Linked DNA regions of Homo sapiens: regions 1, 2, 3, 4, 6 and 7 are each linked to region 5. The links are chromatin loops, found by intact Hi-C in ENCODE. Cell type or tissue: heart left ventricle. All regions are shown on one strand.

What was found. A loop is a pair of places that touch in the nucleus more often than their neighbours do. Peaks named below come from ENCODE experiments on the same cell type or tissue, not always from the same donor. Only the 100,000 strongest peaks of a DNase experiment are listed, where the experiment ranks them.
Region 1: a loop joins it to region 5, with 2.2 times the contacts of the local background. A loop is called at or near these places in 23 of 110 quality-filtered maps.
Region 2: it touches region 5 in a loop (4-fold over the local background); 11 of 110 quality-filtered maps call a loop at or near these places.
Region 3: a loop joins it to region 5, with 2.2 times the contacts of the local background. A loop is called at or near these places in 20 of 110 quality-filtered maps.
Region 4: it touches region 5 in a loop (2.0-fold over the local background); 39 of 110 quality-filtered maps call a loop at or near these places.
Region 6: it touches region 5 in a loop (3-fold over the local background); 73 of 110 quality-filtered maps call a loop at or near these places.
Region 7: a loop joins it to region 5, with 2.9 times the contacts of the local background. A loop is called at or near these places in 30 of 110 quality-filtered maps.

The regions. Positions count from the first base shown.
Region 1 is chr3:172,316,403-172,320,402 of GRCh38, reverse strand. The region is part of intron 11 of FNDC3B (fibronectin type III domain containing 3B); the gene reads right to left. Among named protein-coding and RNA genes, the nearest start is that of GHSR, 130 kb to the left of the region's middle. In heart left ventricle, no CTCF peak of the experiment used is centred here; a DNase peak (open chromatin) is centred at 2,102; H3K27ac peaks cover 4,000 bases.
Region 2 is chr3:171,644,391-171,648,390 of GRCh38, reverse strand. PLD1 (phospholipase D1) reads left to right here. Exons shown (of 27, transcript NM_002662.5): 22 at 3,368-3,481. Among named protein-coding and RNA genes, the nearest start is that of PLD1, 160 kb to the left of the region's middle. In heart left ventricle, a CTCF peak has its summit at 1,850; no DNase peak of the experiment used is centred here; H3K27ac peaks cover 2,464 bases.
Region 3 is chr3:172,151,396-172,155,395 of GRCh38, reverse strand. All of the region lies in intron 3 of FNDC3B (fibronectin type III domain containing 3B), which reads right to left. Among named protein-coding and RNA genes, the nearest start is that of FNDC3B, 110 kb to the right of the region's middle. RefSeq lists enhancers at 2,021-2,110, 1,823-2,117. In heart left ventricle, no CTCF peak of the experiment used is centred here; DNase peaks (open chromatin) are centred at 1,945 and 2,325; H3K4me3 peaks cover 299 bases; H3K27ac peaks cover 2,261 bases.
Region 4 is chr3:172,113,056-172,117,055 of GRCh38, reverse strand. The region is part of intron 2 of FNDC3B (fibronectin type III domain containing 3B); the gene reads right to left. Among named protein-coding and RNA genes, the nearest start is that of FNDC3B, 75 kb to the right of the region's middle. In heart left ventricle, no CTCF peak of the experiment used is centred here; no DNase peak of the experiment used is centred here.
Region 5 is chr3:172,038,837-172,042,836 of GRCh38, reverse strand. FNDC3B (fibronectin type III domain containing 3B) reads right to left here and starts at 3,259. Exons shown (of 26, transcript NM_022763.4): 1 at 3,066-3,259. RefSeq lists silencers at 1,907-2,276, 2,337-2,586, 2,767-2,866, 3,007-3,186 and enhancers at 2,105-2,771, 2,772-3,439. In heart left ventricle, CTCF peaks have their summits at 1,072 and 1,968; DNase peaks (open chromatin) are centred at 2,366 and 3,296; H3K4me3 peaks cover 3,741 bases; H3K27ac peaks cover 3,458 bases.
Region 6 is chr3:172,330,507-172,334,506 of GRCh38, reverse strand. It overlaps FNDC3B (fibronectin type III domain containing 3B), which reads right to left. Exons shown (of 26, transcript NM_022763.4): 13 at 3,792-3,966; 14 at 1,332-1,418. Among named protein-coding and RNA genes, the nearest start is that of GHSR, 120 kb to the left of the region's middle. In heart left ventricle, CTCF peaks have their summits at 232 (motif pointing left) and 1,815 (motif pointing left); no DNase peak of the experiment used is centred here; H3K27ac peaks cover 296 bases.
Region 7 is chr3:172,093,261-172,097,260 of GRCh38, reverse strand. The region is part of intron 1 of FNDC3B (fibronectin type III domain containing 3B); the gene reads right to left. Among named protein-coding and RNA genes, the nearest start is that of FNDC3B, 56 kb to the right of the region's middle. In heart left ventricle, no CTCF peak of the experiment used is centred here; a DNase peak (open chromatin) is centred at 1,850; H3K27ac peaks cover 1,779 bases.

The DNA of each region.
Region 1 (4,000 bases), 280 kb before region 5:
TTTCAGATTTTTTTGTTTTTTTTGAGTCAGAGTCTCACCCTGTCACCCAGGCTGGAGTGCAGTGGAATGATCTCGGCTCACCTCAACCTCCGCCTCCCAGGTTCAAGCGATTCTCCTGCCTCAGCCTCCCAAGCAACTGGGATTACAGGAGTGCGCCACCATGCCCGGCTAATTTTTGTATTTTTAGTAGAGACAGGGTTTCACCATGTTGGTCAGGCTGGTCTCAAACTCCTGACCTCAGGTGATCCACCTGCCTCGGCCTCCCAAAGTACTGGGGTTACAGGTGTCAGCCACTGAGCCCGGCCTCTTTCAGATTCTTCCACAGCCATGCCTGCTGCCTTCCTGAGCTGCTCTTACCAGGTTTGATGACTGTCTGCTAAATAAGTTCCATGAATTTGGTTATCAGTTGTCACGTGCTTGTGGCCCATGGCTGCTGAATCCAGACATGGGCTGAAGGATTCTGGGCTGGCCATTCTCTGTTAATAGTATAGTTCAACCTGTCAGAAACGGCAACAATACATAAAAAATAAAGTTGCACTGGCCAACTGAACTACGGCCAGACTCTAAGATTTAGTCTGCTAGAGTGTCTATATTTAGAAGCTGTTCCAGCACCGGCTGATCCTAGGCAACATCAAAGACCAATGTTGGCTTCAGAAATAAAAGAGCACGTATGTGTTCAGCATAACCATATATAAGAGGCTCCTAACAGGGAGGGAGGGACACTCTGCATTTGGGTGGACTCAGAAGTTCCTCGTGCCAAACCCCACTCTTCCCCCAGGGACGCCTCTTTCATTTTATTGCACGCTCTGGCACAGAGGATGTTTCAAAGGTAAGAAAAGTGGGTGGGATGATTTGTGGTTCCATGTTACCAAATAAACAGGGAGGCATTTTATCCCTCAGCACACTAGCTTTTCTGTAAGAGGGGAGGCTTGGCTGCCTGAAATAGCCAAGGATGATCACTAGGTCTTCTGGTTTAAACAAACACACAAAGAAAATTTTCCTATGTATTTCTCCAAATATTGAGGTTCATCTGTTTTCAAATGCTTTGAGAGGATCGATGTGTTAAGACTGTCTCAGGGAAGGGGGAGCAAGGGAGCCGAGGGCCTAATTTCAGAACAGACTGTTAGTACAATTTACAAATGAACCAAGGGATGGATGGGGTTGGTCCATCCACCTAGTGAAGGCCCAAGGCAGTCTTCTTCCAGCTCACGATGAGAAGCCATGACAAAGGCGAGTTGATAAATCAGGTGTCAGGAACCAAGAGGAGATTTATAATTTAGCCTCAGCAAGAAGCTCCACATCAAGTTTGCTTCCCAAACACACAACCTCATCATGTACACATGCGAGAAATGGTAAAAGAGAGAAGGCAGAGAATCTGCTACAGGTGTGTGGATCTCTGAGACTGAGGTCCCTAAAAGAGGGGGCTCCTTTTAATCATGAAGTGGCACCTAAAGATGCCTCTGAGTTATTCAATCCTTCCTGGCTTAGTTTCCTTCAATAGCAGCTATAGTGGGGCAGCAATTCTCTTGGCTTTCTGAAACAACCGTAAGACATGGCAGTGGGCACTCATGTGAAAGATGGTCTCTGATGGACAGAGCCAAAATGAACTTAGAACCCCACTTTCCAATCCCCACAGTTGCCAAGAATGACCAAAGTGCATGTGGGCCTGGGCAGGGGAATGAAAGCTGACCTTCCTGGCTTTTGTCATGAAACCAACCAACACACTGTCCACCCTAAGGCAGTGTGGCACCTTAGAGAGCTGGAGTCAAGCAAATTCTCAGGGGGCTCTCTTCATCCATGCTGTGGGACCTAGTTAATTACTGTGCTTGTAGCTGCTCCATTCCCTTCATTCTCAGAACAGTTGTTATCTAACCAGAAAAGGTTTGTGCAAATTCACTCAGAAGGATTATGAGAGATCATCCATATGAACTATTCAACACTTGAGCTAAGCAGGAGTCTGATTAATTGATCTCTTACTGATTATCTTCTACGGGGCCAACTCAATCCCTAAACAAGGCTCCTCCTGAATGATACAGAAGTCCAAGAAGCTGCAATCTGGGGCTGGCCACCTGCTTCAGGAGGTTTCTGTGACAGGACTGCTGGGCCTGCCTGGCCTGGCCTGACCTGCTAATGGCTCCCCAGGGGCATGGGTTCTACCGGCTGCTGGCCTTTTCTCCTCTCTCAACTTTTAATTATGCTTCCCCTGATTTCTGTGGCATCTGTTTCATTCTTAGTCCACTGTGTTTTACAGCTGTGTTGGCTCATTAGTCACCAGGGAAACCAAATGTGAACTTCCTTTTGGGCTAGCTGAGTCATGAGTAAGGAAGGTTTTTGGGAACTCCAGTAGTCACATTCCCACAAAGCTCTTTTTCTGGTTATTCTGTGTATCCAGATGTGAACTTCCTTTTGGGCTAGCTGGGTCACAAGTGAGGAAGGTTTTTGGGGACTCCAGTAGTCACATTCCCACAAAGTGCTTTTTCTGGTTATTCTGTGCCCTGCATGTCATGTCCAGAAGTTAGGCTAATAGCAAGTTAACATCCATCGATAGCACTAACATCAGTTTTTATTTAGTTCAAACAAGTGACATAAACCTCAGGGCTCTTGTTTAAGTTCCTGACAGAAGAATGTCATATTCCTTATACATGATTGTTCTAATTGTTGACTGTCCCTATCTCAGATCTTAGCATCTGCTTAGGTAAACTTATATCAACAATATGGAACAATCGTTACACTGAATCGGCTGTTGTCCAACTTATCTCATTCAGTCTTACGTACCCGTGAGATAACTGACACTGTTTTTCCAGTGGAAAGGCCGAGGCTAAGGCGTTAAATTACCTGCTTGGGGTATACCATGAGTAACTAGAAACTGTTATGGTTTGAATGTGTCCCCCATGTTTATGTGTTAGAAAATTAATCCCCGGCCGGGCGTGGTGGCTCACGCCTGTAATCCCAGCACTTTGGGAGGCCGAGGCAGGCGGATCACGAGGTCAGGAGATCGAGACCATGCTGGCTAACATGGTGAAACCCCGTCTCTATTAAAAATACAAAAAAATTAGCTGGGCGTGGTGGCAGGCGCCTGTAGTCCCAGTTACTCGGGAGGCTGAGGCAGGAGAAAGGCGTGAACCCGGGAGGCAGACGTTGCAGTGAGCTGAGATCGCACCACTGCACTCCAGCCTGGGCGACAGAGCAAGACTCTGTCTCAAAAAAAAAAAAGAAAAAAAGAAAAAGAAAATTAATCCCCAATGCAACATGTTGAGAGGTGGTCATTTTTTTTTCCTTGAAAAGGTGATTAGGTCACAAGGGCTCTATCCTCACAAATGCATTGCCATTTTGACAGGAGTGAGTTTGTTATCACAGGAGTGGGTTCCTGATAAAAAGACGAGTTTGGTTCCCTTCCCTCTCTCACGCTTGCGCTGTCTTGCCCTCCTGTCTTCTATTATGGGAGGACACAGCAAGAAGGCCCTTGCCAGATACAAGTCCTTGACCTTGAACTTCCCAGCTTGCAGAACTGTAAGAAATACATCTCTGTTCTTTATAAAGTAACCAGTCTCAGGTATTCTGTTACAGCAGCACAAAATGGATGAAGACAGAGACAAAGCTGAGACGATTAATTCAGGTTTCTTTAGATAAACATCATATCATTGATATATATCATCAATATGAATCCATGCCACATATTCATAGCAAGATCTTAGGTGACCTGTATTTGTTCTGACAGCTGCAGCAGCACCAGTTAGTGTTCTGTATGGTTCAAATTAAAACAATATCTTAAGGCAGAACTTAAAACAAGCCAACTTTGCATAAATACTTTCTTTATGTAACTAATTTTTTCTAAAATAAAAAGTTCTTATTTGCCCATTAAAATTCACTCCTTTACTCAAGTTTTCAAGAATAAGGCCAGATCACGATCTGTTTAGGAACATTAAAACAGACTGGGCAGACATTTATGAATGACTCAACCCAGAGGTTCCTAGTTTTTTTTTTCCTAAAAGCCCTTCCC
Region 2 (4,000 bases), 390 kb after region 5:
CAGGAGTTGCCCTCAGGATGAAGGAGTGAGAGAGATTTTTTTTCACTGTATAATCATCTACCTCTTACATTTTGTACTATGAGCATATGTTACTCATTTGAAAGTAACCTGTTTGGTAGTTCCTCAAAATGCTAAACATAGAATGACCACATGACCCAGCAGTTCCATTCCTGAATATAAACCCCAAAGAACTGAAAACAGGGACTCACAGATACTGTATGCTAGTATTATAGCAGTATTATTCACAATAGCCAAAAGGTGGAAACAACATAAGTGTCCATTAACAGATGAATGTGATATGTACATACCATGGAATATTATTCAGTCTTAAAAAGGAGGGAATTCTGACGCATGCTACAACATGGGTGAACCTTGAAGATGTTATGCTAAGCGAAACAAGTCAGACATAAAGGACAAGTATTGTATGATTCTAATTATATGCAAAATCCAGAACCAGCAGATTCATAGAGACAAGCAGATTAGAGGTTTCCAAGGGGTGCAGGCAGGGAAAAACAGGGTAGTTATGACTGGATAGTCACCGAGTTTCTGTCTGGGATGTTGAAAAGGTTTGGGAATAGATCATTATGATAGTTGTACAACATTGTATATGTAATTGATGCCACTGAACTGTACACTTAAAAATGGGGGCTGGGCGCGGTGGCTCACTCCTGTAAGCCCAGCACTTTGGGAGGCCGAGGCGGATCACCTGAGGTCAGGAGTTCGAGACCAGCCTGACCAACATGGAGAAACCCCGTCTCTACTAAAAGTACAAAATTACCTGGGCGTGGTGGTGCACACCTGTAATCCCAGCTACTCAAGAGGCTGAGGCAGGAGAATTGCTTGAACCTGGGAGGCGGAGGTTGCAGTGAGCCGAGATCGCACCATTGCACTCCAGCCTGGGCAACAAGAGCGAAACTCTATCTCAAAATAAAAAAAAAAGGGTAAAATGGCAAATTTTATATTACATGTATTTTACCACAATAAAATGTAATTTAATTTAAAGACATAAAATATAATTTTATTTAAAGAAAAAAATGTATGTAATATATTATATACACTTTACAAACAAAATGTAATTTAATTTAAAGGAAAAAATTCCTGTTCAGCTTAACCTCTTCTCTACCAGAAACTTCCCCAGAAACATTTTTCCAACCTGATCCCATCCTCCTAAAGCAAATAATACCGAGTGCATAGCATGTGCAAGGGTCTTTGATTGGGTACTACCAAAACCAGAAAGATATGTGGGCAGGCATCCTGTGTTTCAAAGGAGCTTATCACATAGCCTAGAGAGCAGATGTGTGTATCACTATCGTGTAAAGCAGAAAGAGTGCAGAACAGACATCCTGGCCATGTGCTATGAGTGCCGAGGCAAGAATAAAACAACTCTGACTGGAAGAGCCAAGTGGCTTGGCAGAGGAAATAGCCAATAAGGTGACCTAGAAGAAGTGGGATTCACTGGAGGCCCAGAAGGCTGATGAGCCAAGCTTTATTAGTAGGAAGGTGTACCTCTGAACAAAGGGTGGTAGTCTCCTGTCACTGGGCTGTGGTGATGGGAGGATTATACTGTAAGGCAGTATAATCCTGAATTCTGAAAAGGCAGTTGAGGCCAAATGACATCCATTTTTAACTGTCCAGTTTAATTTTTTGACTTTTAAATGTTGGCTGTGGGGAAATAGCTTAATAGCTTAGGTTTTCTTTTCTTTTTTTTTTTTTTTGTCTGTTCTTTTTCGCTATCCTGCTCACCATTTAGGGATGTGAGCCTTTTATTCTTACCAAGCAGCAAACTTGAACAGTTTACATTTTTTAATGTCTTCTTTCCAACTCAAACTATGTTTGCCATCTAGTGAATAATCCATGCCATTACAACAACCTACTCAAGATCCTTGTTTCTTAGCATGGCAGCCAAACTCACAGGCCTCCAAATTTCATTGTTGGTAGTCATTTCTGCCCTGAACTTCTCTTTCCACTTGCCCTGACATCGACTTTAGAGACATCAGTAATAAAATCTGATCCCCCAAAGAGTACTGATAATATTCACATGAAAGAAAAATTTAGTTGTTTAGAAGAAAATGCACTTTAGAAATGAGAAGTTTAAGTAGGATCGGACTTGAAAATTAACCAATGACAACACCTTTGTGTGAATATAGTCCTCCCGGATATCCCAGCGAGATTCATTGATCACAGTGTATGTCACATTCCTTTCGAGGCTTTTTCTTCTCCCTGTATATCCTATAAATAGAGACAAGAACGTTAATAGCTTTTGATTCTGAATAAATGGTACCTATTTGGAGCATACTTCAAATTTCTGATTTTCTGAATGCCCGTCAAAGAGAGAAAGCTACACTTTCTTCTTCTATTGTTATATCATTGAGTAGAATTCATTTTCTTTCAAAGGTTGTCATTAATCACTTGAGAGAATGGGACATGAAATATTGTGTTGTATGTGCAGGGGACTTAAATATACATACTGGCCACTCAGAATTCTTTTTTTTTTTTTTTTTTTTTTTGAGATGGAGTCTCGCTCTGTCACCCAGGCTGGAGTGCAGTAGCGCGATCTCTGCTGACTGCAAGCTCCGCCACCCGGGTTCACGCCATTCTCCTGCCTCAGCCTCCCGAGTAGCTGGGACTACAGGCGCCCGCCACCACGCCCGGCTAATTTTTTGTATATTTAGTAGAGACGGGGTTTCACCGTGTTAGCCAGGATGGTCTCAATTTCTTGACCTCGTGGTCCACCTGCCACGGACTCCCAAAGTGCTGGGATTACAGACATGAGCCACCACGCCCGGCCGGCCACTCAGAATTCTTAAAGGGCCTAGGGTAACATTTTACAGCTGAAAACTCAGAGTTTCTAAGTAGATAATGATGACTTCTGTTTTGGAAAATGTAATGGGTCCAGTGTGTCTTTTTGCCCCTGCGATCTAGGCTATGAGAACTGATTTACTCAACAATTATTAACTGAATGTCTACTATTTCCACGGCTCTAGCTAGGTACTGTGTTAACTATTAAGTTCTTTTTCCAAAACTTTGTTATAGCCTCCCCTACCCGCCTCTTTCCATGGGATCCAAGCAAGGATTTCTTACACTGCATTTTGTCCTACAAGCGATTATGCTGTAGAGAGACAATGGGTACAATTTCTACTTTACTGCCAAGTTTAGCTTGTTATTCAGGCTATGAAGCGATAGCCTGGATGACAGCTTCTGTCTTCCAGTCCAACAGCACACCCTCCCAAGTCCTGAAATGTGACAGAACGTGTTGTAGGAAGCCATTCACTCAATCTCAAAAACCATGTGAACTGCTTGGCTGTCATCTAAAATTGATACTACCTTTTATTTTTTGGGTGAATTTCTCTGCATCTGACCTTTGCAGGGAAAACCAGAAATACCGGGTATATGTCGTGATACCACTTCTGCCAGGGTTCGAAGGAGACATTTCAACCGGCGGAGGAAATGCTCTACAGGCAATCATGCACTTCAACTACAGGTGCCAAAACTCTAAATGGTCTATTTTGAGCTTTCGGTCATGCATCATGTAAGCTGATGAAGGGAATGGCAGTGTTTCTCCACATCCATTCGGTGGAGTGGGGAACAAATGAACACTTTATTTTACTTTCAAATCTTGGCCCGTTTGCTAGTTGATAAAATTCAAATGGAGCCTACAATGATAAATGATTGGCCTAAGACACATGGCAAACATAAAAGAACTAAAATATTAGTCCTTCTTGTATAGTTACTGTCTATTTCTATATATGTATAATGTTGATTAAAACTTATCTTTAAGTGGGTAAATAGCTATTGAGCTTTACATGTACTTTGCAGTAAATAGAGAAAAAATTAAATGCCTGAAATGGTAAGATTTGCTTGTGTTTGGTTATGATTCTTTAGGTAGCAAGTCCTTCAACAAGGTTGATAATGATAGCCTCTGTTAGTAAATAAATTCCCGGAATTTTGTTTTCTCTACCACATCTTTGTTAAAATTTTAGGGAAAGTTTTGTGCTTGATA
Region 3 (4,000 bases), 110 kb before region 5:
GTAGACAACTGACACACCAGGAACTAAGGGTTACACCATATACCAAAACTCATCCAACAATCAGATTGGGATGCCACAGCTGTAAAGAGAATCAGGGAATCAAACTGCTTTCCTATCTCCAAAGAAGAATCCTCCACGAGAGGGACTTACTGAAGCTTAAACAAAGAAAACTGAGAAAGATTTTCCACTATCTAAGTCAGACAGTCTCCACATTCTCCCTATGACTTTGGCTGGGTATTTGAGGATCATCTTTGACTAAGTTCTCTTGGTAATTTTCCATATCCAGTTTCTGTAACTTAAAAACTTAACCATACTTTAAAATGCTAAGGGCTCTTCCTTTCAAAGCTTCCCTCCATCTCCAATCCTACTGCCGCCCCCCAGTGACCTCACACCTAGACTAATGAAACCACCTGGGCTGTTCTCTGTGGTTTCCAGCTCTGACCTACAAACACATAGAGTACATCACCAGCCCCCGACTTGTCCCACCAGCACCCCACTTGTTCCCACGCAGGGTGGGAAGCCATTACAGCAGCTCCTGGAGAGATCACGAAGGCTCAAAAGCAGGAGACAGATTAAAGTTATAAAACTTTTATTCCCAGGCACCTTGAAAGTTATCATAATGACCTAACACCGTGACCCTACCAAAGGTAAAATTCCCTCACCTATAAAATTAAGGTTGTAGATTTCATCAGTGGTTTCTCAATTAAGTATGCGGGAGTGTGGAATGGTCAGGGGAAGAGTTTCCAGGGCCACTACTAAAAGAAAGATGAGCAGCTGGGCTCCGGCCTCTCTGCCCTCAGTCAGCTCCACCTGCACGTTTTGTACAGTGGGCTTTCAGGTGGGAGTAACTGAAGACAAAGTTCTACGATCACTTCTTAGAAGAAACCATAGCCTGGGCACGGTGGCTCATGACTGTAATCCCAGCACTTTGGGAGGCGGAGGACGGCGGATCACGAGGTCAGGACCATCCTGGCCAACATGGTGAAACCCCGTCTCTACTAAAAATACAAAAATTAGCTGGGCATGGTGGCACGCACCTGTAGTCCCAGCTACTCGGGAGGCTGAGGCAGGAGAATGGCTTGAACCCAGAAGGTGGAGGTTGCAGTGCACCAAGATTGCAACATTGCACTCCAGCCTGGTGACAGAGCAAGACTCTGTCTCAAAAAAAAAGAAACCATTAACGGTCTCGATCAGATTACAATTAAAGTCCCATCTCACTCTAAAATTCTGTGATACTATGACTTTTGGGGGGCCTATTAGAAGACAGTAACAAGGAGCTGTCCTGGATGCCTTCAAATAAGCAAACTCAAAAAATATTCAGTAGTGGCTGAAACAAGCGCTTATCGAGCATCAAGCGGGAAGCTGACAGCACTGAAGGGAAAACTAGGCCACAGGATTTGCTCCTGAGCAGTTTCTCAGAGTCCTTTTCTCCAGTTCCTACCAAGTTGAGGGAACTTTTTCCACCAAGACACAAACTCTAGTCTTTTGGTTTAGGTTTTTGTTTCTTTACTACCTGTCTGCAGGATAGGGCTAAGAGCTCACATCGCCACCAACCTGTGCAACAGTGTGGCTGTGAAGGCTGCAGTCCAGTCTGGCCTCCTCAAAGCATCCTCTCAGATGTTTGAGACAGACTGGGGCTTACCCCAGAAGGTAACTCCTGCTGATAAGAAATCCTTCCTAGGGCCAAACAAATCACTGTTTGACTCTTGAGGCATTCTTCACTCCTGTTTTTCTTCCTCCTCCTTCCTTCCTATAAGAAAGGTGTCTTTTAAGTATATCTACCAGGAAACCTGAATAGTTAGGCGCTTTCCCCTCTGAATTTGTTCCGTATCCCGCTGGTGATTCATGCCCCCAGCCTGCTCCTTCCTCAGTACACTGAGGTGGCTCTGTTCTGCTCAGTTGTGGGAGGCCACGTCAGCAGGAAACAGCACTGGCTGCCAGGTCACATTCAAGACAGTCTGGAGCAAGGCAGCGTGCAGCACATGCAGGACAGAGGCCGCCTCTGTGGTTTCTCCCAAGTGCAGGGAGCACTCGGCTTGGAAAAAAAGGCTGGCCTCTGAGCACTACAGCAACACCAGCTCAGGGGAGACACAGAATACTATCTTTGAGACTTTCCCCGTTTTTCAATGTTCCCCAGATATTCCCAGCTCTAGAGTTATTATTTTCTCTTCTTCTCCTTTTCTTAGAGGGCTTACTGTACTGTATCCAAATTCACATTTGGAAAAGGCTGCCACAAGCCAAATCAAACTTCATCGTGGCTTTCTGGCTCCCAAGCCCGACAGAGGAAATTCTGCACACCCCATCAACCAATCTCAGCGGTCCCGACACCCATGAGTCAGGATGGAAAACCTGACCCAGGGGCCGACACAGAAAAGTGGTCACTACAGGCCTTTTTCCTTCTAAACACATACGGTAAACACAGTAAACAAAGAAGCCATGCCAGATGTCATCATAATACCTCACAGGATGGATTCACGACAAGCAGCAAATGAATTGTTCTGTGCAAAGAGACAATGACAATACCACATTTCACGTAGCTGGCCCAGTGAGTCCAAAATCAATCCTCATGTAAACCAACATGATTAAGGGGAAAGAGCTGAAATAGCAGGGCTCCTAGGCACCTGGATTCCTAAGCATTTAATTTGTTGCAAATTTCAAACAGGGGTCCCGTGAAAAGAAGAAGTGTGATTTTTTTCAGAAACTTTGTAAGTTGAGCACGTTCCCCTCTGCTATCAGGGGAAGGGCTCTTAAAAGACAGCCCCAATGTCAAAACCTTCTCTCCAAAAATACCAGGTTTGAAGAAAAAAAAAAAAAAAAGCCCTTCCCATGGAGAATGTGAGTGGCAGAAACAGGAGAAAAAACAGGAAACAGGAGGTGAAGACAGGGAGTAGTTGAGGACATGAAGGGTACGGAGAATGGGCAATGGATGGAGAACGGACAGGAAGCAATGCAACACACCCGTGGAAACACAGCAAAGGCAGTCTGATTCTGATCCTGATTCTGACAATTTTGCCAGGCACTGCGCTACTACTTAGAAGGCGTTAAGTACCCCATACATACACACAGAAACCCAAATGCAAAAGGAGTGGGGAGTGAAGGGGTGAGGCTTCTAAGAGAGGTCTACAGCAATATGGGCATGAAGAGTGAGCCAGTAAAGGGAGAAAACCACACAGAGCCAGGAGGCCACCTATGGCTGCAAAACCAGCGATTTTTGTGAAGAGGAATTGGCAGCCAAAACAAACCGAAATGTTATATAGGTACTTAGAGAGTTGGTGATGTAAAAGGTATTCCTTTTTATTTCCAGTCATTTGTGAACATGAAGAAGCCTGACAGACCCTCTAAAGTGAGCGGCCAATTCATCAAACCTGGTGATCAGACAGGGACTGAGTATCCACAAGTGGATATCACCAGCTCCTCTACTGATGGGGAGAATGAAAATATTAGATTCTGCTACCTTTTAACTTACTGAAAACCAGAGAAATACAGTAAGCCCTCACATAACGTCATCCACAGGTTCCTGGAAGCTGCAACTTTGAGTGAAATAACGCATAACCGTTTTTCCCCTCATCAATGCTGTAACAAATCCACATCGAAGGAAACAACGCAACTCAAGGACCTGTTATATGTTTCACTTACAGTTTCCAAGAACCTATCCACAACATTACATGAGGACTTAGGGTATTTCAAGTTTAATTAGCTACCGCAGGTTTTAAATAAATATACATTTTCATGGAAGAAAAATCACCTACTAATCTAGGATAACATTTTAAAAGCATTTCCAAAATTAAAACTACCAAATCTCAAATACTTCTTGTACATCTGGAATAAATTTAAATTAGTTATTATGCAAGTGAAGTATCTAGAGGTAGATGGGCTAGATCCAAAGGTAATATATCTCTCTTGGTTAACACTGTAGGAAAAAAAAAGAGGTTGGGGGAGTGGGGAGTGGAGTCGGGGAGACGGTAAGTAAAGAAAGCTAAATAGTTTCCATATAAAGTTA
Region 4 (4,000 bases), 74 kb before region 5:
CACACAAGAATCTGTGCATAGCAGCATTATTCATAACAGCCAAAAAGTGAAAATAACTCAGATGTCTATCAGATCATGAGTGGATTAATAAAATGTGGTAGATCCATGCAGTAAAATATTTGGCAATAAAAAAGGAATACAGTACTGACACATGCTGCAATATGAATGAACCTTAGAAATGTGTTGAGTGAACCGGGCGTGGTGGCTCACACATGTAATCCCAGCACTCTGGGAGGCCAAGGCGGGCAGATCACTTGAGGTCAGGAGTTCAAGACCATCCTGGCCAACATGGTGAAATGCCATCTCTACTAAAAATACAAAAATTAGCCAGGCGTGGTGGCATATGCCTGTAATCCCAGCTACTCGGAAGGCTGAGGCAGGAGAATTGCTTGAACCCGGAAGGTGGATGTTGCAGTGAGCAGAGATCGTGCCATTGCACTCCAGCCTGGGCAACAGAGCGAGACTCCATCTCAAAAAAAAAACAAAGATGTTGGGTGAAAGATGCCAGACACAAAAGACCAAATGTTATGTAATTTTATTTATATGAAATTCCAGAATAGGCAATATCTACCTACAGAGACAGAAAATAAGTGAATTAGTGGTTACCTAGGACGGGGGGAAGGGAGAGAGAAACAGGAAATAGGGAGTGATCCCTCTAGGGTTCTTTTTAGAGTGATAAAAATGTTCTAAAATTAATTGTAGTTAAGGTTGTACAATTCTGTGAATATACCAGATTCCAATGATTGTATACTTTCAGTGGGTGAATGGTATGACATGTGAATTATACCTCAGTAAAGCTGTTAAATAAGGAAAACTGTGTAAGCTGCTTCTGTTCACATTGTTTCTTGTTATTTATTTTTAGTTGATAATGCTTTTAAAAGCTTCATTCGTAATGAGGATGACTTTTCTTTTTAAGAAAATAATCATCCTTTTCACTCTTGCCCTTTCCCTCCTACCTGCGCAAAATGACAAGCCAAGGTTTCAAACTTAATTTGACTTCAAATAATGAAAATTAACAGTGTGTCTTATTTAGAGAGCCAGAACGCAACAGAGAATCCTGCCAAGAACTAGTCCTAATTACATCCAGAACCAGCAGAACAGAAATCAGAAGGAGGAGGGCTGTGGGAACTGCAGAGCTTTCTCATAACTGTGGTAGTTCTTTTGCATATATAGAAATGTTTAGAATGTCCTTTGCACAGCTGCAAAGTATTAAGAACGCTGTAAATACATACAAGGTAAGCTTCACCATACACACTCCTAACAGATATTCAGAGGCAGAATCCTATGGCCAGGGGATGGCTCTTAACAACTGTATGATGTGAGAGGTGGCTGAGGTGCCACATACCTTAGGATGCCACCGCCGAGGGTCTGTTGTACAGTGCCTGCAATGTCCACCCCTAGAGTCAATCCTGTGCCTGCAAAAGGTTCTTATTAAGATGAAAAGGTGTTGCTTCAGTGAGAAAGCACAGTAAAAGCCTCAGAAAACATTCATATAGATCACTTTCTCTGGTATGTCTGCTGTAGCCTGATCCTTTAACATGGAACCACCTGAGCACCACATTACGCAGGCTCTTAAGGGCAGGCAGCAAACATCAGCAGGTGCCCAAAGCAAGCATTCAAAACTCATGCAGCCCCACACTCTGGGATCCTGTCTTGGAGACTCACCTTTGTTCTTTCTTCTTTTGAATGGCCCTCTATCTCTCCCCTTTCCCTACATCCTCTTGTGTTTCTCTGCCACTTTTGGTTTTCCTTCTCCTTCACTCTGTCTTCCCCTTGTGCCTTCACCTGGGTTCAACCCACAGGCCCCAAGCCTCTACCACGCACACCTAGGCCAATGCTAAATGTTAGAACCCAAAGGAAAGAACTGAGGCTTGAAAGAATGAGGAGACACAGGATGGAGACTCTGGGAGCAGAATGAGGAAGAAAAATGTCAAGCACAGAGGCCACTGCCTAGGCTGAGCCCCAGTGATGTAGAGGCAATGACAAAGCATGGTAAATCTTGGGCTGGTCCTGCTGAGAGGGACATTTCTAACACACTTTACCCACTTAACAATTTTGCCCATTAAGGAAAAGTTAGAGTTAATGCCAAGTAATAGCTTGGAACCAAGGATGTTAATGCTTCTAACACAAACATATTTACTAATTAAAAAGACAAAACAGTTCCTTCTTGTGAGATTTTTTAAGTGTACCCCCACTTTTTCATAAAGCTTGAGTATTTTGACTATTTATAAAACAGATACATTAACAGATTCTTCTTATTAGCTTTAGAGAAAGCTTTAATAAGATTAAAAAAAGATTTAATAAAAATGCGGGTTTTTGTTTTTGTTTTCTTTTTAGAGATGGGGTCTCACTTTGTTGCCCAGGCTGGTCTCAAACTCCTGGGCTCAAGGGATTCTCCTACTTCAGCCTCCTGAGTAGCTAGGATTACAGGCATGCACCACCTCATCCAGCTTTGAAAATATGGTTTTATTAACCAAAATTGTTAAGCAGCTTCTGCTTAGAGTTGAGGTAAGATATGCAAGGTAGGGAAATGCCACGTAGCCTGCTGGGCAAGCTGAATTACAGACATGTGGGAGAAATCAACAAAACATAAACATGGTGTACAACAACATGGATGGGTGGCCTCAGGTCTCTTGGCTACACAGGCAAATGGGAATGAGGTGACCACATCTGAGAGACCTAAGTCATTTTCCAAGTTTACTCACATTTGACTAAATACCTTGTCTTTTTTTTTTCTTTGTATTAGTAATTCTTTTAATTGGGAGACCAAACACTGCATCTTGAAACCATCCACAACACTCTGCAACCTTCCCATGAACTACTTGAGCACAGTGAGCAGAAGAGCAGGCAGAGAATGACAGAGAGAGAGGCCAGCACTAACACGGAAGGCTGGCAGCCAGGCAGCATGACTGGATTTCACTCCAGGTGTAAGAACGTGGCCTGAGGTAGGCCAATGACATCAGAAAGTTTTTATTTGGAAAAGACCCCTCAGGATCTATGTGGAGACTGCTTTCTGGTGGGGCAAAAGGGAAAGCAGAGAGACCAGCGAGAAGGGTTGTCCTGTCCTACCCTAGTGAGATGACGGCACGGGGTCCAGCAGTGGTAGTGGAAGTGAAGTGGATACGGCAGAGTATGGATTCAGCACACACTCCTGAGATAAAGCCAACAGAACATGCTAAAGACTGAAGAGGAAGATGAGAACACAGAGTGAAGACTGTAAAGTGGGCGGTAAGGAAGGAGAGGAAGTGGAGAAATACTGCCAAAGAGGGAAAAAGGGACAGAAGGTAGCAACTGGAAGGGGATGTGGAATCAACTGAGGAGGTTTTGTTTTATTGGGTGGGGAGAGGTGCAGGTGTTTACGTTTTTAAGATAAAAGATACTACTGTATGTTGGTGGAAGTAATCCAGCAGAGGAAGAGACTGAGGAATCAGGAAGGGAGTTATCTGCATCAGTGGTGAGAAGACATGAAATGCATTCAACTAACAAACATTTACTGAGCACCTATTATATATTTTTTGTTCTTAAGAGGTTGATAGTACAATGCAGGAGAAAATAATATAAATTATTAAGCAGCAAGGTCAGCTCCAACCAAGTATATGCAAAGAATATACTACGATAGACAGAGGTTGGATATACTGTATGATAGATTAGAGCAGGGGGCATGTACTGACATCAAATAAATGATTAACTTATTTGAATTATTAGTATATTTTGGGTATTTTCCAAGCAATTGCTCCCAATTCTACTTTTCACAAAATAAAAATTCGCTTTTATGCTTCTGAAGGATGTACAAAGATAAAATATCTAGTTGTAAAACTGTGCAAGCCCAACTGTTGCAATAAAAATTTTTAATTAATGTTAGAGATAATAGTTCAATCCCTAATAATTTGTTAAAGTTTCACTTACTGTCTAAATTGTTTCCCCCAAGTGCTACTTGACTGAGTTCACAAATAACTCTATTCCACAATGTTCAGTGACTAGTGACAAAGGAGATTCAGAG
Region 5 (4,000 bases):
AAAAACTTAAACTGTTGTTCCTCAGTCCACTAGCTACATTTCAAAGACTCAGTTACATGTGGCTTGTGGCTGCTATGCTGGACAGCACAGACAGAACCATTTCCAACACTGAAGAAAATTCCATTGGATGACACCATTGGTAGCTACGTGATCTTATGCAAGTTACTCTCTCTCTGTAAATCTCAATCCCCTTGTTTGTAAAGTGTGCATAACACAACCTAAATCGAAAATACTAGAATTTTAATGAGATAATGTATAAAAGCACAGGAATTAGTGCTTAGTACACATCAGATATCCCAGAAAGGAGCTATTAACACAATCCTGTATTAAACTTTCGTCTATAATGGTGACCCTCAACAAGTCACTTTCCCTTCCCGGGCCTCATTTTCCAAACTGACAAGTGTGGTAAGTTCTTCTACTTAGCTCCTAATGAACTTATCCATCAAATGCTACCAGGTTAAATACTGAGCAAAAGGAGCACAAACTCCTACTGAGTGAACTGCTACCTAGCCTCCAAGGGCCTAGAGCTTCCTCACAGATCCCAAGCATTCTTCAAGAAACCGCAGAAGACTGGCTCTCCAATATAACCCATCGTCTGATGTGAGCTATTTATAAAGTCTGTATTAAAAGATTACCGGAATATCTTTCTGAAATTGTATATACTGTAATTAGAAGCTACAACCTCCTATTTCATGATGAGATCCTGCAGTTTTAGCATCTTTTAAATGAACGCTATCCTTACAGATGAATTTTTTTTATCTTAAAGTAATTTAAACCACAACACTTTAAAAGCACGTGTGAGTTTAAAAACAATTTTGTAATGACTGATTTTTTTTTTAATCAACTATGCCTCATTCTCAGCCAGCCTGTGGGTGCCCCTCTGGTATCTAAACAAAGTGAGAATTGTACCTTCATGGGTGAGGTCCTTTTGCAGGGCCAGAAACATGCCCAGAGACTTTATCCTCGTTAACAGCTGCTCCCAGGGAGCCAGGAAATTTACTGATCCAGTAAATTTCAGAGTCAGCCTCCAATGAGGGGGAACCAAGGGCCCCCACAAAAGGCACAAAACCAGCGCTCCCGGCTGCTATCCACTGTGGGGCGTTGCCCGGGCACCCAGGTTCATAGCTTTAACTTAGGGGTGGAGGAGCAACTCCGGCAGCAGAAATCATTACAGAGCGAAGCAATTTTGCCCAAGGCCTGAGGCCTCAAAAAAAAAGTGTTATTCCAGAGCAGATTCCTTTTCTTCCGGGTCTGTCTGCTCCTTCTGACTCTTTGCCCACAACCACCGTGCCTCCCCATTCCCAACGCCCCACCTCCTGCCACATTTATTTAAAAAAAAAAAAAAGAAGAAGAACAAGAACAAGAAGGAGGAGGAGGAGAAGAGAAGGAAGGAAGGAAGGAAGGAAGGAAGGAAGGAAGGAAGGAGAGAGAAGGAGAAAGAAAGAAAGAAAAAGAAAGAAAGAAAGAAAGAAAGAAAACGATTTTTAAAAAGCATATTCCCTCTCCCTTAGCTTTCCCTAGGAAGGCCTGGAAACTGAAGGAAATTCAAATCAAATTAGTTGCACATTAAAAAATAAACAGACAAGCAATCAGGGGGTGCCCACCCAACAAAAGACCTCACCCGTTCCAAAATATGATTAAGCCTGGGAGGGAAGAGGGGGAGGGGGGACTAGAAACCAGCAGGGATGGAGAGAGAAACCTGTGGATTTTTGGCCCCAGCGTTGGCCCATTGCGGCCAAATTCTAAATTTTGTTTAAATAAAATGCTGGGTTGAGGAGAAAAGAAAACAAAAAGTTATAACTTTTAAGGAAGTCTGCAAACGGCACTGTCTGGATAAAATGCCATTGCTTCCCTTCGTCTGGGATGGCAGGGTGGGAGCTGAGATTCCAAAAGCTCCAACTCCGACCGCGCACTCCTGGAAGCCTCCCCGCCAAAGGCGCCGCCGGGCGGCGCAGCCCAGTCTCCCGAGACGGCGGGCCCGGGTCCTCCGGTTCCCACGGGACGCCGGGACCCGGACCTCTGGGAAAGTTCGCGGGCACAGCCCGAGGCCCCACTTTCTGCCGAGAGTGACAGGCCCTTCCCACGCCTGCCGGCCCCAGCCCAGCCGCGGGCACCAGACGGTCCGCGCGGCCCCTCCTGGCCGCCTCGGGGCGCAGATTCCGCCCGCCCGCCCTATCCCCGGCCGAGGCGCCCCTCGGGGTGACCGACTGACCGGAGCTCCGCTGGCCCACACACCGGGTCGCCCGCTCCTTCCCGCCGCGCCCCGCTCCCCCGCCCGAGCTTCCAGCCGCCGGCTCGCCAAGTCCGGCCGCGGCCGCCGGTTACCGCCCCCAGCCCGGGGGGAGCCCGGGGGGCAGGACGGGGAGGAGGACGTGGCGTGCTCGGAGGTGGCCAGCAGCGGGGCGGGGAGTGTCCCGGAGAGGCCCAGCCGGGGACGGGGGGGCCAGGCCGGCGCGGGCTCGGGACCCTCCCCGCGAGCATCCCCGGGTTCGAGGCCCCCGACCGCCCCCGCCGGCGCGGAGAGGCGGCCCCAACTTCCAGCCCCACTTCGCACTCCCGCCCTCTTCCCTCCACCATATGGAAATCTACAGCCTCAGAAAGTGACACGTCGAAGATTCCTCGGCCTCGCCGCCCGCCCTCCCCCTCCTGGGCAGCGTTCCTGCCGCGGAGATTCCGGGAGGGGGAGCGGATTCCTCGGACAAAATCTGCTGGGAAGGCTGGGGGTGGGGGGAGGCCGCGAGCCACTGCCCAATTTTTTTTAAGAGGAATCTACCCGTTTCTTTCACTCCTCCAAACCCTGAGGCAGGGGGCACAGGCGGGGGACCCCAGCCCAGCAAGGCGGGGGCCGCCCCCTCCCGGGTCCCGTGTTCCCGGGGTGCCCAGGCGAGCACGGGGCGCCCCAGCACTCCGGCGCCAAGTTTTTGCCGGGAAGCCCAGGGCGCTCCCGGGACAGGGACGCACTTTGGCGGACTCGGCGTCAGGCCGGGGCTTTCCAGTGCACCGGGACCCGGCGATCGCGCTCGGGGTCCCGGTCTCCTCTAGTCCCCGGCTCTTGCACGCCTTACCTTCCCTAGGGCTGAAACGCGGGGCTCTGGGCGCGCCACACACCGGGTCGCCCACGCCTTCCCAGCCGGCAGCCTGGAGGATCCCTGCCGCCCCCTTCGCTGCTCCCGCCGCCGCCGCTCTCCTCCTCCAGCCGCCGCCGCCGCCGCTCAAATAACTACCAGGAGGGTTTGATGGGGGATTCCGCCATGTCAATGATGTCGGGACCACATGGGGATTTGGGGCCCGCCCATTACCGTAAACCGCCGAATATACCGGCCGCCACAATCGCAGACTCGCAGAAGCTGTTGTCCCCCGGCCCTGCCTAGCTAAGCAGAAACTCCTTTTGGTTCAGCCAGACTAAAGAAACCTGAGGCTTAGGGAACTAACAACTCCTGAATGGCGAGGGCTGCGCGTTCTGCAGATCGCCAAAGTAATATAAAGGCAATGTTTACTCAGTGATAATTAAGCCTAAAACTGACTTTTTTTCATTTACACATATATTTCGCTTTTTGTTGTTGTTAACCCCCACAGCAACCTTGTGAGCTATATTACTCCCACATTTCCCACAGCATTTTATTCATACAACTAACATAGTATGAGCAATTTTTATTATACTTAAGTTAAAATCTCTCTTTCCTCTTTCTTTTTGTTTTTTGTTTTTTGTTGTTGTTGTTGTTTGTTTTGGGGACTGCAGGCACGGGGCAGGCATGAGCCACCGCACCCTTTTTTTTTTTTTTTTTTTTTCCTTTTTTGGAAGAGAGGGGGTCTCAATAGGTTGCCCAGGCTGGTCTGGAACTCTGTCGCTCAAGTGATTCTCCCGCCTTGGCCTCCCAAAGTGTTGAGATTACAGGCGTGAGCCAACTCACCCAGCCTTATTTCACAATGCGTTTCTCAGGGACAAAGACTGTTTCTTACTTTTATCTTTATATCCGTAAAATATAGCACAGTGCAAGGA
Region 6 (4,000 bases), 290 kb before region 5:
CATGCCATTGCACTCCAGCCTGGGCAACAAGAGCGAAACTCCAACTCAAAAAATAAATAAATAAAAATAAAATGATAAGATGGGTTTTAAAGATATTTTTACCCTTTCAAAAAGACATGATAAAACAAGTATGTCATCACCTGGTTTGTATTGTTTTGTGAAAGGAAAATATGGGGGTGGGGGGGGGGACATAAAAATAGCCCCACTTTTTAAAGCGTAGGGCAATGCCACCTTGTGGAGAAACGTTAGCAGTATAGCTATGTTCTCATAGCCAGCATCGATAATAAGGGTTTTAAAAAATATGTTAAAAATTATCATTTCCCTCAAATAGTCACACACTGCACTTGATAATTTGGCAACTATTTATTGAGTGATTGCTATGTGCCAAATAATAGCATTTGGTCCCTGACTTAGAGAAGAATGTGTGGAATCAGAAGACAATCTTATCTTCCAAAACGCACACTTGTCATACTAGAAAATACAGTGCTGCAGAATATCGTTTTGATCTCTTAGTGATCGTAAAGTCATATTCACTTTTTTGGCTACTACACATAGTCCTATAGTAACATTAATGGTGGCTGTTAATGACCAAAGACAGCCCAGGTAGGGAGGGGGTGGGTCATGGAAGAGAAAATTACAAGCAAGTGAGGAAAAATAAATGGGCAGAAGAGCAAAGGAAAGTGAAGAGCAAAGAGACTGCTCGAAAGGAAAAAGGTATGGAGTGCAGGTAAGTGACAGGTGCACTCCAGCACCTGGTGTGTCTCTTCCCAGGCAAGGGCATTTGGCCATGCTGTAAATGCAATTTATTACAGCACATGATGACAATTTTTGTGCTCACAAGTTGGTTTTAAAATTAAAGCATGGGCCAGGCGCAGTGGCTCATGCCTGTAATCACAGCACTTTGGGAGGCCGAGGCAGGTGGATCACGAGGTCAGGAGATTGAGACCAGCCTGGCCAACATGGTGAAACCCCCGTCTCAACTAAAAATACAAAAAAAAAAAAAAAAAAAAAAAAAAAATTAGCCGGGCATAGTGGCACACGCCTATAGTCCCAGCTACTCGGGAGGCTGAGGCAGGAGAACTGCTTAAACCCGGGAGGCAGAGGTTGCAGTGAGCCGAGATCGTGCCACTGCACTCCAGCCTGAGTGACATAGAGACTCCATCTCAAATAAATAAATAAAGCATGTTGTACACTTTATAAATGTTACTTTCAAAATGTAAAGTGCTGTGAACTTCATTTTTTAACCTGTAGAGTCAATCTGACATGGTAAATGGTGAAATAGAAAACAGTTTCATTTTTAAGCAGTTCAGGTAGCAAAATGACTGACTCACCCTGAATTTATACTGTGTGCTTCTTTTGAGATTTTTCACAGTACAGGTTAAATCCTCTCCAGTGTATTTTGGGTGGAAAAGGTTATCCTGAAAAGGCAAAGCCAGGAAGAAACATCAGTATAAAAAATTCTGGGCATTAAATACCTTTGAATACAGGATTTTTATACTGCCTTTCCCTACCATCACCAGCAACTGGCCAGAGGTCTGGCAGCTACCGCAAAAGAGAAAAATCAGAAGCCCAGAGTATTGTGGATAGCACTTGAGCTTTAAATAAAAATTTATCTCCATCACACTGTAATTTCTCCTGGGTCTGGTCAAATTTATTGTGACAAAGGAGTTAAGCAACTTTTGAAAATACATTTAACATTTTTAATGTTGTCATGAAAAAAGCCCTTTGCACCGAGGTCTTTACTATCAAACTGCAATGTGCTATGCAGTAAAGTGTGGCTGAGCTTCCTGACCACACAGTGCCCTCTTCTGGCCATGGGAGAAAGGACAGCTTAGATGGGAAAGGGCACAATCCTTTAGGAGGGCAAACATTCCACTAAAAGTTGAACTCAGGGAACTCATTCAATAGTTCTATCTCTATCATTCTATCATTCACTCATCAAAATACTACTTAGTACCTTCTCTGTGTTGGGCTGTCCTCTAGGCTCTAAGGATTCAGCACTGCCCAAGAACAGAAAAGGCCTTGCCCACAAGAAGCTCACATTCCAGTGGGAGAAGACAATACAGAAAAGCTGCTATGTATGTCACATGGTGTTAAGTGCTATGACAAAAACTAAAGCTAGGTAGGAGGATACAGTGGTGGAACTGGTGAGGGCTTTCTACAGCTGCTGGAGGTAAATATGGTAGCCATATGTGGCTCTTTGAATTTAAGTTTATTACAATTAAAAACTCAGTACTGGCTGAGCTTGGTGGCTCACAACTGTAATCCCAGCACTTTGGGAGGCTGAGGTGGGCAGATCACCTGAGGTTGGGAGTTCGAGACCAGCCTGACCAACATGGAGAAACCCCGTCTCTACTAAAAATACAAAATTAGCCAGGCGTGGAGCTGCGTGCCTATAATCCCAGCTACTCGGGAGGCTGAGGCAGGAGAATCACTTGAACCTGGGAGGCAGAGGTTGCAGAGGGCCAAGATTGCACCACCGCACTCCAGCCTGGACAACAAGGCGAAACTACATCTCAAAACAAACAAACAAGCACAAACCCTCCATACTATAGGCCAACATGCATATGTCAGGTGCTCGAGAGTTGTATGTGTATAGGTGCCACCATACTGGATGGCACAAATTATAAAATATTTCCATCACTGCAGAAAGTTCTATTGGGTGGTGCTGTTCTACAGTGTGATCAGGGAAGGACTGCCCAAAGAAATGACATATGAGAACAGACTTGAAGAAAATGAGGGAAGGGAGTCAAAGACATCTGGAAGGGCATTCTGGCCAGAAGGCAGAACTGAAAAGGCTTTGAGGCCACAGCACACACGGTGTGTTTAAAGAACTGACTAGAGGCTGGCTGGGTGCGGTGGCTCACACCTGTAATCCCAGCACTTTGGGAGGCTGAGGAGGGCAGATCATGAGGTTAGGAGATGGAGACCATCCTGGCTAACATGGTGAAACCCCATCTCTACTAAAAATACAAAAAAAAATTAGCCGGGTGTGGTGGCGGGCGCCTGTAGTCCCAGCTACTTGGGAAACTGAGGCAGAAGAATGGCATGAACTTGGGAGGCGGAGCTTGAGGTGAGCCAACATCGCGCCACTGCACTCCAGCCTGGGTGACAGAGCAAGACTCCATCTCAAAAACAAAACAAAACAAAAAGAACAGACTAGAGGCTAATAAGACTACAGTGAGTGGAAGCAACGAGGACAGTAATGGAGAGCCCAATCACACAGGACCTTGTGGGCATTGTAAGAGCTCTAGGGATTTTACTCTGAAAAAGAGGGGAAGGCACTGAGACAGGAAGGATTCTGAGCAGGGTGCTGACATGATCTATTTGTATTTTACAAGATGATGTTCTCCACCCAGGCTCTGTATGGAGAACAGACTGAAGCCTAGTAAGGATGAAGTTAGGAATATTAAGAGGCTATAATCCAATAACAATATTATGTTATTGCAATAATCCACAGGTGAGATGAGTGGCTCATAAAAGGATAGTAGCTGTGGAGATAAAAATGGTTAATTTCTAAATAATTTCTAAGGAAGATTCAAAAGGATTTTCTGATTATATATAGGATCAAGGATGACTCCAAGAGTTTTTGCTTCCCCAGCTGAAAGGATGGAAATGTCATTTACAGAGATGGGAAAGAACAGGCCGGTGTTGGTAGTGGTGGTGACAGAGGCAGAAATTAAGAGTTTGGCTTTGAACTGATGCAGTTAATCTAATTTCATGGTGCCCTGTAGCTATAATAATACTGACTCGTACAAAACACAGAGAAGTATAAAATCTGTAAAACTCACATTTTCATCCTCCTGAATTTCCAAGGTGTAGGTGATCACTTCCTCGGGTGAACAGCCTTCTGGCTTACTCCACTGCAACGTGACCCATGTGATGCCAGCTCGAACCAGCCTTGGTGCAGAAGGCATCTGAGGGATATTTCCTAATGTGTAGCACACCACCTCTTGGCTATAACCACTGTAGAGAAAGAAAGTGAGGCACACAGTTAGAA
Region 7 (4,000 bases), 54 kb before region 5:
CTCACTAGGACCAACCCAAACAGCTAAAAAAGAGGGGTGGGGGAAGCAGGTTCCACAGCCTTACTTTTTTTAGATAACAAGTGCTCCATAAAATCCTCTTCCAACTGCCAAAATAAATCAAACTTTCTGGGTGGAGAACTCGCTGTCAATCAAATGGGAATCAGCAAAGATAAACCTAATAATAGAATCTGTTACATACTTACTTAGCTGTACTAACTATGCTAGTCTCTAACTAGCACAAAAGACTTCAAAAGCTCTTGCTTGAAAAGTACAGGGTGGGGTCAGAGATTTCCTTAGGAGCTGGCAAGCCTCATTCTTTAACAGTGGAAAAGTAACTACCCACTCTTATCTTTATGGGTTCTTTCCAGCCCACCCGCCCTCATCCCATACCTTTTAAAAATATTTGGCCCGTATTTTTATTCCCACATTCCTATGCGTTATAGCGTATAATACATGTTCACTCTAGAAATCTGAAAATACAGAAAAGCAAGAAGAAAGTTTAATTGTTCATAATCTCACCACTCAAAAATAGCCACTGTTAAAATGATGATGTATTTCCTCTCAATCTTGCTTTTCTATTTGAAATTTACAGTAAGGGGCTACAGATTATAATCAATCTGCCTATTTTTTTATTTTTGATACATAACAGTGATACTCATTACTTTAAAAAATAAGCAAGCTGGTTCCTAAATCACATTTTACTTCAGAGAAGATGGTGAAATTCTCCTCTAGGGTCCTGGACTCTGGCAGAAAGATGGCAATAAACCAGAAAAACAGATGATACAACAGGTATGTCCACTGTGCACTCAGAGGCACAATTTCTTTTTATATGATATTAGGCTACAATGACAAAATGCTTTTAGATTGTGTGCACATATTTTAAATAGAATTATTTAAATCCATTATGAAGACTGGATTCCATGAATTAATAAAAATGCAATTCCTTGTTTCTACGTTTATAGGTATGCAAGTTTCTGAAAGTTAAAGGGTGCATTTTCTATCTTCTGAGAGCTACAGGATGTTTTATGTTAACTGTCTGTAGCACCTATTTCACAACTATAAACCTATCCCAACCAATAATCAGAATGAATGTATGTACCAGGAACCAGGTTCAATGGCACTTTGCCCCAGAATACTTAATTAACCCTGAGCATCTAGGTTGTATTGTTACCAGTAAAATTCACAGAGAACCAAACTGGCAATATGTACGATGTGGCTTAAGATATTTTAGAACAATGTATGAAAACATACATCACAGTATGAAACAGTGAAAACTTGGAAGGTATTTTATCCATACAATGCAAAACTCTACAGCCAATTTTAAATGCTGTAGAAATCAATCTGCTAACATAGGAAGGTGTTCACAACACATTGTTTGTAGGGGGAAATAACAGGTTAACAAGGAAGTGCACGCTGTGATACTCTGTGCAAAACTAGGCTTTTTGTTTGTTTGTTTGTTTGTTTGTTTTTTTAACAAAGAAAAGAGTCTAGAAGAACATACACCAAAGTGTTCATAGTGATTTTGATAAAGTAGGTAGAAAGAAGAATCTTTTGATGTATCAATGCTCCAAGACTTTTTTAATGATGCTTGTGTTAGGAGAGGGGAAAAATAGTACACAGAACAAAGAGCATCTTAAGGGCAATCTGATCACATCTGTGCCAAATAATCTAACGGAAAAATGTGAAACAGATCATGGATATCTGGTCAAGGGTAATCCTATTAAACAAAACCCCTCTCTATGAGTACCCGATATGGGTCACTGGCTGCGACAATCTCTCTTCTAAAGCTGTGCTATAGCTCTCAGAAAAAGGTGTGAGCTGTTCTAGGCCCTTCACTTTGGGCCCAGTGGCGCCAATGGGCAGTGGTGGTGGGGACTGTGAATCTCCTAGAAGCTATTTTCAGTTTCAGAATATACCACAGAATCCCAAGTCTGAAAAAGAACTTTGAGAAGTTCAGCTCTGACTCAGGCTTGTACTGTATCTAAACATCCCTAGTAGATCAGAGGCTTCAAAATATCAAAACTTGGTATTTTTTTATTACACTATATCCTTCAGCTAATTATCCCAGGATTTCCTCTCTCAAACAGTTGGTAAAAATACATTTACTTTGAACAACAGGATGATAGGAATAGATAAGGTCAGAATTAGACAGAACTGTGTCTGAGTCAATGAAAAACAAAAATTGCCGAGTATTTTAAAATCACCATTACTGAAGAGAGTATTCCTTTGATGAAGTCTGTTACCTCTGACTCTTCCTTTCCATTACCACCACCAGCAGCAACACCCTAGTTCAGGAACTAGTCAAGTCACTACTAGATTCTGAAAAAGTACAGGACCCATTTACTCTGCCTACTGTCCCTGTCATGTCCCTTCTGTCCACTCTACCCTGCACATGCAGACCATGTAATTTAGTTCTGGAACCTCACTTCCACTAAGCCACTACACACCCGCTCACAGACCAGTGATTCTTCAAGCAGAAGCACCCATAAGAGATGGGGAACAGAGGACTTAGCACTGTGAGGGGAGTCATTCTACAACACTAACCATTCAGGTTAGAGTTTCTCCAGATATGTGCAGGAACTATCAGCAACAGAATTAAGCGGGGTGCTTGTTTAAAAACGCAGATTCCTCACAGATATTCACAGCAGCATTACTTAAATAACTCAAAAAGGAGAAACCATCCAACAGAAGAATGGACACACAAAAATGTATCCATTTTATGGACGCATAGCTTAAATGTATCCATTTTATGGATACATTCCTTAAAAAGGAATAAAATACTGATACATGCTACAGCATAGATGAGCCCTGAAAATATTATGCAAAGTAGAAAAGGCCAGTTAGAGAAGGCCACATAATGTACGATTCCCTTTATATGAAATGTCCAGAATAGGCAAATGTAGACAGAAAGTAGACTGGTGGTTGCTTGGGGCTGGGGTTGACGGTGGGAAGCAACTGCCAACGGCTATGAGGTTTCTTTTAGAAGGGACAAAAATGTTCTAGAATTTGCTAGTGGTGGTGGTTACACAATGCCGATGTTCTAGAATTTGCTAGTGGTGGTGGTTACACAATGCCGATGTTCTAGAATTTGCTAGTGGTGGTGGTTACACAATGCCGATGTTCTAGAATTTGCTAGTGGTGGTGGTTACACAATGCCGATGTTCTAGAATTTGCTAGTGGTGGTGGTTACACAATGCCGATGTTCTAGAATTTGCTAGTGGTGGTGGTTACACAATGCCGATGTTCTAGAATTTGCTAGTGGTGGTGGTTGCATAACGACATGAATATGCTAAAAATATTAAATTTTACACCTTAAATGCATGAGCTGTATGACATGTGAAATATATCTCAATACAGCTGTTTAAAAATCCAGAGTCCTCAGTTCTCACTTAGATCTACTAAACCAGAATCTCTGAAGGGAGGCCTAGATATCCTCCCTTTGAACAGAAAGAGCAGGCAGTGTGTATTCTCACGAAATTCTCCAGAAGATTCCTTAGTACACTAAAGTTAGCACTGCCTTTGATCTTTTTCTGAACCTTAAAGGCTATACCAGTGTATTTCCTTCCAGGTGCAGTGACTCACACCAGTAATCCCAGCACTTTGGGAGGTTGAAGAGGGAGGACAGCCTGAGGCCAGGAGTTCGAGACCACCCTGGGCGACACAGTAAGAGACCCACTCTCTAAAATATTTAAAAATTAGATGGGGCCGGGCGCGGTGACTCACGCCTGTAATCCCAGCATTTTGGGAGGCCAAGGCGGGCGGATCACGAGGTCAGGAGATCGAGACCATCCTGGCTAACACGATGAAACCCCTTCTCTACTAAAAATACAAAAAATTAGCCGGGTGCGGTGGCGGGCGCCTGTAGTCCCAGCTACTCGGGAGGCTGAGGCAGGAGAATGGCGTGAACCCGGGAGGCGGAGCTTGCAGTGAGCCAAGATAGTGCCACTGCACTCCAGCCTGGGTGACAGAGCAAGACTCCGTCTCAAAAAAAAAAAAAAAA